Regions from separate parts of the Mus musculus genome. Here regions 1 and 2 are each linked to region 3. The links are chromatin loops, found by intact Hi-C in ENCODE. Cell type or tissue: left cerebral cortex. All regions are shown on one strand.

What was found. A loop is a pair of places that touch in the nucleus more often than their neighbours do. Peaks named below come from ENCODE experiments on the same cell type or tissue, not always from the same donor. Only the 100,000 strongest peaks of a DNase experiment are listed, where the experiment ranks them.
Region 1: a loop joins it to region 3, with 2.3 times the contacts of the local background. A loop is called at or near these places in 3 of 42 quality-filtered maps.
Region 2: a loop joins it to region 3, with 2.2 times the contacts of the local background. A loop is called at or near these places in 5 of 42 quality-filtered maps.

The regions. Positions count from the first base shown.
Region 1 is chr8:108,713,522-108,716,021 of GRCm38, reverse strand. It overlaps Zfhx3 (zinc finger homeobox 3), which reads right to left and starts at 1,378. Exons shown (of 10, transcript NM_007496.2): 1 at 692-1,378. In left cerebral cortex, a CTCF peak has its summit at 1,276; DNase peaks (open chromatin) are centred at 712, 1,292 and 2,009; H3K4me3 peaks cover 1,498 bases; H3K27ac peaks cover 937 bases.
Region 2 is chr8:108,895,311-108,897,810 of GRCm38, reverse strand. All of the region lies in intron 4 of Zfhx3 (zinc finger homeobox 3), which reads right to left. Among named protein-coding and RNA genes, the nearest start is that of Mir3108, 40 kb to the left of the region's middle. In left cerebral cortex, no CTCF peak of the experiment used is centred here; a DNase peak (open chromatin) is centred at 1,174; H3K27ac peaks cover 254 bases.
Region 3 is chr8:109,416,267-109,418,766 of GRCm38, reverse strand. It overlaps a transcript of Pmfbp1 not described here. Among named protein-coding and RNA genes, the nearest start is that of Gm35145, 44 kb to the left of the region's middle. In left cerebral cortex, CTCF peaks have their summits at 516 and 1,320; DNase peaks (open chromatin) are centred at 545, 1,338 and 2,205; H3K4me3 peaks cover 203 bases; H3K27ac peaks cover 1,861 bases.

The DNA of each region.
Region 1 (2,500 bases), 700 kb after region 3:
TGTTTTTGGTTTTTTTGTTGTTATTTTTCTTGTTGCTACCCTAACTTGGATATCTCTCCTCTTTAAATGGAGTTTAAAAAAAAAATCTTACCTTTCCTTCGTACTTCCCGCCCCCCAAAATAAATGCTGTACCGGTTCTGGCAGAAGAACAAACCGAAATTAGAGAGCAGCCAGGCCAAGATGATCTCCATAGGTCCCGCCAGCTCTGCCCTGATTCTCTCTTTAATTACTCCCCAAACAGGCACATTCTTCACATTGCTGCAAACTGACCAGCGACTTCTAACACACTCTCACTCTCTCTCTCTCTTTCCTTCATAACCGCCCCCCCCCCCGGCAGCTGAAGGTGTGTTTTAGACCAAAGAATCCAAAGTTCTCAATGGCACCAGTACCCCCAAGTATTAACAAGGTAGGAACTAACCCAAAAGCAGGAGGAGGAGGAGGAGGAGGAGGTCGGGAAGGAAAAGCAAGAGGAGATAGGAGGAAGAACGTACTCTGGTGCCCAGCAGACTCTAAGCCACTCTCTCCCCAGGTAGGTTCCTCCTGGAGTCTAGGAGTTCAAGTGCATCCAAGCCTGCCCTTCCCCCACACGCCCCAAGAGAATGGGAAGTTCAGCCAAGACTCACTCGCAGCACCTGCCTCCAGCGCTAGGCCGGCTGCGAGCGGCGCGGCGGGGGAGGGAGGCTGCACTCACCTGGCACACAAAGCCTCCGTACACCTCAGGAGGAAGGAGGCACTCGGAGGTCCGGGGGCCACCACGCCGGGCAGCGCGACAACGGGAGATTCCAGTGGCAGCGGAGCCCCGAACTTACCCACCCCAGGCGGCATTCTCCCCACCTCCCGCTGCCCCCCGGGCTCGGCGGTGGCGCAGGCTAGGAGCGAGGGGCCTGGCGGCAGGGGCGGGGCGCGCATGGTGGCGGCCCGGGGCTGGCGATCTGCGGGCTGCCCCGGGGAGGGAGGTCCCCCAGGCGCGGCGGGGATTCACCCACGGGGCGCGGCGCTGCGTCCCGGTCCCCGTCCCGGCCTGCCCGCCTCTCTCCTCCTCCTGCGCCGCCCGCTCGCCCGCCCGCCCGCCCGGAATCGCTTTATGTAAATGAAGCTCAACTCGCAGTTTGCAGCGCGCACCGCCCGAGGAAGGGGGGCGGGCGGGGCGGGGGGCCTTCGGGGATCCACATTACACAGCAACAAAGCGGAAGGTTAATTTGAAACTCACAGCCCCGCAGCCTCTCGGCTCCCCGGGCAAAGCCTGACATCTACAGTCGCGCTGGGCGCAGGCCGGGCTGCTCGCGGTGGCCGCGCCCGCGCGCCTGCGGGGACCTGGGGACATAGACGCACAAACACACAGGAGCAGGGCCGGAGCTGCCGGGCCCGGGCTCCCAGCACCAGCCTTGGAGGCGGCCTGGGCCGCACTCGCCTGGGGACAGGAGCCTTGGCTGCCCTGGCCTGCACCAACCCAGGAACCGGCCCGGCAGGAACAAAGCCGCGTCCCCGCGAGGCACTGACCGCACCGCTCATCAAAAGTCAAAGGCCGGCCTGGAAGAAACGGACGCGCCTTCGGCCACCCCCAGTCTCTCCCCCAAAAGAGAAGAACAAGCAGTCGGGGCCTCCGAACCCTGATCCATCAGTCTCTGGGCCCTGTCCACGTCAGAGCCAGGCCACTCTAACATGGGGACTTTAGCCAATGTGGACAGGAATTTATTTGAAACACACACCCATCCTATTAACTGCTTCACAGAGCACTTCTGTTTTTCAGCTGCAGAAACTTACGAAAACATCCCCTACTCACTCACTCTCCATTGAGAGTTTAAGGACAGTTTCTAAGGAGAGGGGGAGAAGAGGAGAGCAAGAAACGACTAGAAAAGGCCAAGCAGCCTGGAACCACCCGCTGTCAGGATCAGGAGACTGCCCTTAGGAGCCACAGAGCATTTCAGACAGGGCAAGAAAGGTGGCCCGGCTCAAGACGATTCTACCACCAGGATCAAACCCAACGGGGCTACCTCGGCTGGTCACAGCGACAGCTGGGCACTTCTAGGTCTCCCAAGGTTCACCTTTGGCGTTCTGTTATGCAAAGGCAGGCCCCCTTGAAATCTCACCGGAAGGCTCCAGTCCTCTCAGACAGAATTCCACCCTCCTCCTAAATCTAGTCTTCATTCCCAGCATAGAAAGACACCTGCTTTTTCTCTTTCTGAAAACCAGCCACCCAGGCTGCCCCCGGCAGCCGCGAGTCTTTTCCTACTGCACAATAATGAACCATGCAAGTGTTAGAAATATAATAAGCTCACCCGGCGAAGAGCAGAATGTATGGAATCGTATTTGCATTAAACACACACTAACAGGGAGGAAAGGGGGAGGCTTGCTTGGTGAAAACTACAGGGCCCCAATGTAGGAAGCATTTTGGTACAATAGAATTCGGTTTCAAATCGATGTAAATACCTAACCTGTTGGGCGCAGTCTGTTACCCTGTCTATATTTTAGCACAAGAAAAAAAAAAAAGATTGCAATC
Region 2 (2,500 bases), 520 kb after region 3:
TGAGAGCCAGAGCAGGGTCAGGAAGGTATGCCCCCCCCCAAGGTGGGGGGCAAATGATAGAGCCTGGGGGGTAGAGGCCAGAAAGTGGAAACTCAATGAATAGGAAGCAAAGACTGGGCCAACTCTGTCCAAGGAAAAGCTAGTGTGGGTTTTCCTCATTGAGCAAAAGCCAGAAGAGGCAGCTCGCCAAAGCCAGGCTCCACCCCACCCCACCCCCCATTTCATTTCACCAAAACTGTGTTTGGGGAAGGGGCCAGGACAATCACTGGAGCCTTAGCTTGGCTCGTTCCTTTTACAGTGCATTTCCCAGAATAAACCACCCCAAGGCTTCATCTATCTCCAAAAAAGGAAACTGCTAAAAACCCTTCTTTCTGTCCAGCCCCTGAATCACACAGACAGAGAGCCGCCCCCACCTCTGGGTTTGGGGATGGGGAGCAGAGGAGGTCGAGGGGCGACTGCTTAGGTCTGACCCTAATTGCTCTTGTGGATGCTGTGCAGTGTGGGGGGCTGATCCCCACACTGAGCAGTTAGGGACTTCCCAAAGCATTAACCTTTCTTGGAGTGTACTGTACTGGGAGGTGCTCCCTCCGCCGCCTATTCAGGGGCCCTATTGATTCACTGCACACTCGGTGCCTTCAAAGTTGTTTATGATCAATATGCAAATTGCTCATGGCATTGATCTAGTATTAATTTTCAATTAGGGAATCCACAAGGGGTCTCTGAGGGTCAATACCTAACAATGCAAAGCGAACTCCGCTGCAGAGAACCACCCGGGCCTGATGTTGCTAAAAGCTTCCCTAAGCCACCTCCTTCTATGGCCAGGCCCTCTGGGCTGCTCCTGTGCATGGCTCATTTGGTTCCCTGTGAAGTCAGGACCCCTTCATTCGGCAATCTCGCAGGCTGGATCCGTGGCTGCTGCCCTGTGCCACCACCACCCCCAGGCAGTGCCCAAGGAACCCTTCCTGGCCTTCCAGTGTGCTCCCCTGACATCCAGCCTCTTGAGTTGGTGCCCCCGGGCATGCCTCCTCAGCTCCCCGGCTCCCCATGCCACACCCTGCCCAGACCACTCTCTCCCCCGGCTCCCCAACCACACATACCTTCTTCCTCCCTCTCTCCCTCTCCCTTGTTTCTGCTTAGTCACGGAACGTCACCTTGGCATGCTGCCACGGCTGGAGCTGGCGAGCTGCATGGTCCCCAGAAATCTCAGGCAGTCAGGCAGAGCCGCCAGGCTGCCAGGTTATACTTGGCAATCACCCCACTGATGTCATTTCAGAAAACCAGGGGAAGGGAAAGGGCCCCGGCTTCAAATCATCTGTTTCTCTTTTCTTTTAGCAAAAAAGAAAAAAAAATTCTTCCTAGTGAAACGTGGGGGTTGGGGGGCTTAATTACTTTACCAACCTTGCTCATGGTTCCCAGAAGAGGCCATGGCCCGCCCTCCAGGAGCGCAGGGGAATGCCTGTGAGCTTCAGATGGGGTGTCCTCAGGGAGAACATGCCCAGCTGGGACCAGAGTGACCTGGGGACTCAGTCATTCCATTACACCCCTAACAGCCCTTTGGAGACCTGTAGGAAGGCTGTTCAGCGGAAGGGTAGGAAGAGAAACGCATCTATCCAGCTGCGCCTCCAGGTGTGGGGCTCTGCTGCACTCCAGTGTTGGGGCTCAGCAAGCTGGCAGCCTTTTCTCTCTGCCAGGATCAGAGATGTTTCCTTTCTCCACCTAGAACACTCTGCAGAGGGCTAGGATCTCTTCCGTGGAGCTTCCTGAAGACCCAAACCATGCCACATGGGTAGTTAGTTATCTGCCCGCTTTCTGTGATGCCATGCATTGGGCTAATCTCTGCGCGTTAGCTAGCTAGGCTAATTGGTTTATGGATAACATTAATTACCATGTTGCTCATTAATGGATGAAATCTTTATTGGTGCCATTGATCAGGAGACTTGTTAGCTGGCCTCCTAACCAATGGTGGATGTAACAAGCTCTCTTATTGGCATATCAATTAATTCAATCAATTCCTGGCCAGCGGCTGCCATTCGGTTTCCGAGTTGCTCAGGGACAGGAGACAGAGCCATGTCCAGCATGCCTGGACTTGAGCTGTCTACCAAAGCCCAGCTGGTCTGGGTGCTATTCAGGGTTCATCTAACAGAAAACAAATGTCCTTTTCTTTCCCCTGCTCTTGCATTTGAAAACCATCCTTCTATATTTTAGGGATGACAGAATGGTTTTGTTGTGTGTGTGTGTGGGGGGGGGGGGCGGCTATGAGCTGGAGGGAGATAGTGGAGGGACTGGGGCAGGAAACAGAAGGACTGGAAAAGTCAGATGTGTCTGCAGAAGGGGCCAACACAACAGTCTGATCCCCAGGCTGGAACCTGGCCATGCTCGCACGCAACCATGGGACCAGCATGAAAACACCTACTCCAGCCATCAGCTCTTGGGACAATCTAGGGCACTGTCTCAAGCCACTGGCCTCTTCGGAGCAGTCACACCAGCTGTTCTGTGCACC
Region 3 (2,500 bases):
CAAATGACCTCTAAGGACTTGCTTACAGCTCAAATACTCTCTGGCTTTTAAATCTTCTTTTATGTGCACTATAACAGCCATGCAGCAACGACAAATTTTCTTCATGTGCCTATTTTATAGCCATTTTATGGGATTATAGCATATGTGTGCTCATATGTGTGTGCGCTTATATGTGTGTCTCTCTGTTACCCCCCCAACACACACACACACACACACACACACACACACACACACACACACACACACAGAGGATTAGTGGTAACCACTGTAGATAATATAAGTGTAATAATCTGTAAATACAACTTGTACACAGAGGATGCCAGGGTATTTAGATGCCTCTGTTGGAGAACACATGTAAGCATCCATCACAGGTATAAAATAGCATCCTCTGAAATGCCATTTCTTCCTTCCCCCAGGACAGATAAAGCGCCTGCAGACTCTCCGACCAGCCACTGAAACAGCCATGAAAAACCTCACGCTTTTCTAAAGCAGGACAAAGCTTTGAAGCTTCAGCGTCTGCTCCCCAGCATCCCCTGGCTGTGAGGAGGACAGCATTTCCCTAGTCAAAACAGCCTGGCTCTATTTATAGTGCTCACGTCTCCAGATAATAAACGGAACTCGCGGGCTATGCTCAGATCGCCTTCCTTCAGCCACCCCACCACTTAGCACAACGCCCACAATGAAAAACAAGGTCTACAATTTGGAGCCGTGGCTCTAGTTAATTACCTCAGAGGAGACAATGACCACCCTATACTTGAAGAGCCAAAACCCGGAAAGAGTGTCTGATACCCTTTGTTTGCCTTGGGTTTTTAGCATCCCTCTGGCTAGTTCACTGGGCTTGGTGGGTTTTTTGTTTGTTTGTTTGTTTGTTGTTGTTGTTGTTGGGGAGTAGGGTGGGTATTTCTTTAAATGATTCTAGAAATATCTCATCTCCGTGGTTGGAGAGAGGCTGTGTTCATCAGCTAGGTAATGTTCTTAGCAGATAGCGCTTTAAGTAAGGACAGCAGACAATACAGCTTCCACGGAGACTACTACAATTCCCTTCTATTCTTTTTCAAATGTTAAGTTTGTATTAGGTTATTTAATAGACCACAATATATTCAGTAGGTACAGAATCCATGGCCCCAAATGGCTGCGTTTTAATTCTATCCTTCTAGTCTGTTTTAACTAAGACGTTTTCTCCTGTGCATATAATCTTCATTATCATAGAAGTTATTTTTAATTTATAATTAACATAGTCTCTGTCTCATCATGTATGCCTTGATCGACTTGGACCCTCCAGACACATCTTATCTGGTACCACGTTGGCTGGGTCCTGCAGTTCTCCAAACATACAGTAGGTGTCTATCTTAGCCTTCCTTATCCCTTCACTTTCTTTTCTAGTCCCTGACACTGGGATATAGTGCATAATTCCAAAATGGCAGCTTTTTGAAAATTCACCTTGATTATCAGACATTAAAAGTGACTCATCCCGCAGTGACTGTCTGGCAGAAGGGATAGGATCAGACAGCAAGACAATGAGGGGACTGGGAACATTAGCGCACTAGATTACAGAGCCATCAAAAATACCTTTGTTCTGTCAAAGATCCAATCATTTGCTAGTTGTGTTCTGTGGAGGAGAAAGAAGGGGGGAAAATCCACCAAACAAACAAACAAGAAAATTCATCTGAGAATTAAAAACCTCCTCAGATCTCTTTATCCTAAGTGGGGAAGGGACGTAGCTGATGATCCATTTCAAGAGCAGGCAAGGTGGAGCTGCGTCTGAGCGGGGAATCTGTATGTAGCAGCTTTTCCCCTCAGTAGCCATCACACTTTGCTTATGACCTTCTGCCCTTTGCGTCTCCGGAAGAGCGGAAACTGCCAAGTTCAACAGGGCTTGGTTTTGTCTGTGTGTCTGTACTGAGCCTGACTCACGGTGGAACAGTTAGAAGGAATGATCGCACAATTAGAGCGTTTTCATTCAAAGCGCAGCTTCTGATTTCCATCACGGTATATTAGAAAGCTAAGCAAGACATGTGTGATGGGCTAGAGGGGCAGATGCTGAGGGAAGCTGTTGGCAGCAGGCTTTCCACAAGCATCCAAACAGGCGTCTGTAAAATAGCAGAAGGAGCCTCGCAGAGACCGTGGATTCTGTATCAAGCATGTATGTGTGTCTCTGTGTTCAAGGGGGAGAAGGGACTGGGTGGGCAGTAGTGTCCTTTTCAGGGAGCCCTTCTTAGGGAGCTGCCCAGGCAGGTGAGAGGAGAGTGAGATGTCCTGAATCTCGGAGCTTCTCATCCCCCAAGAGACGGAGAGGCCAGATGGGACGTGGGTGTCTGGCTTCCTTCTCCCTTTCTTAAAAAAAAAAAAAAAAAAAACCAAAAAAAACCCACAATTTCCATCATTTGTCTATGAACTCAGAGGAGGAGTTTATCAGTCATGGAAAATGCCCCAAAGGGGCTCAGATCAAAGGCAGACTTTGAAATGTGTACTTAGGTGGATCTCCCTGCCAAATACATTA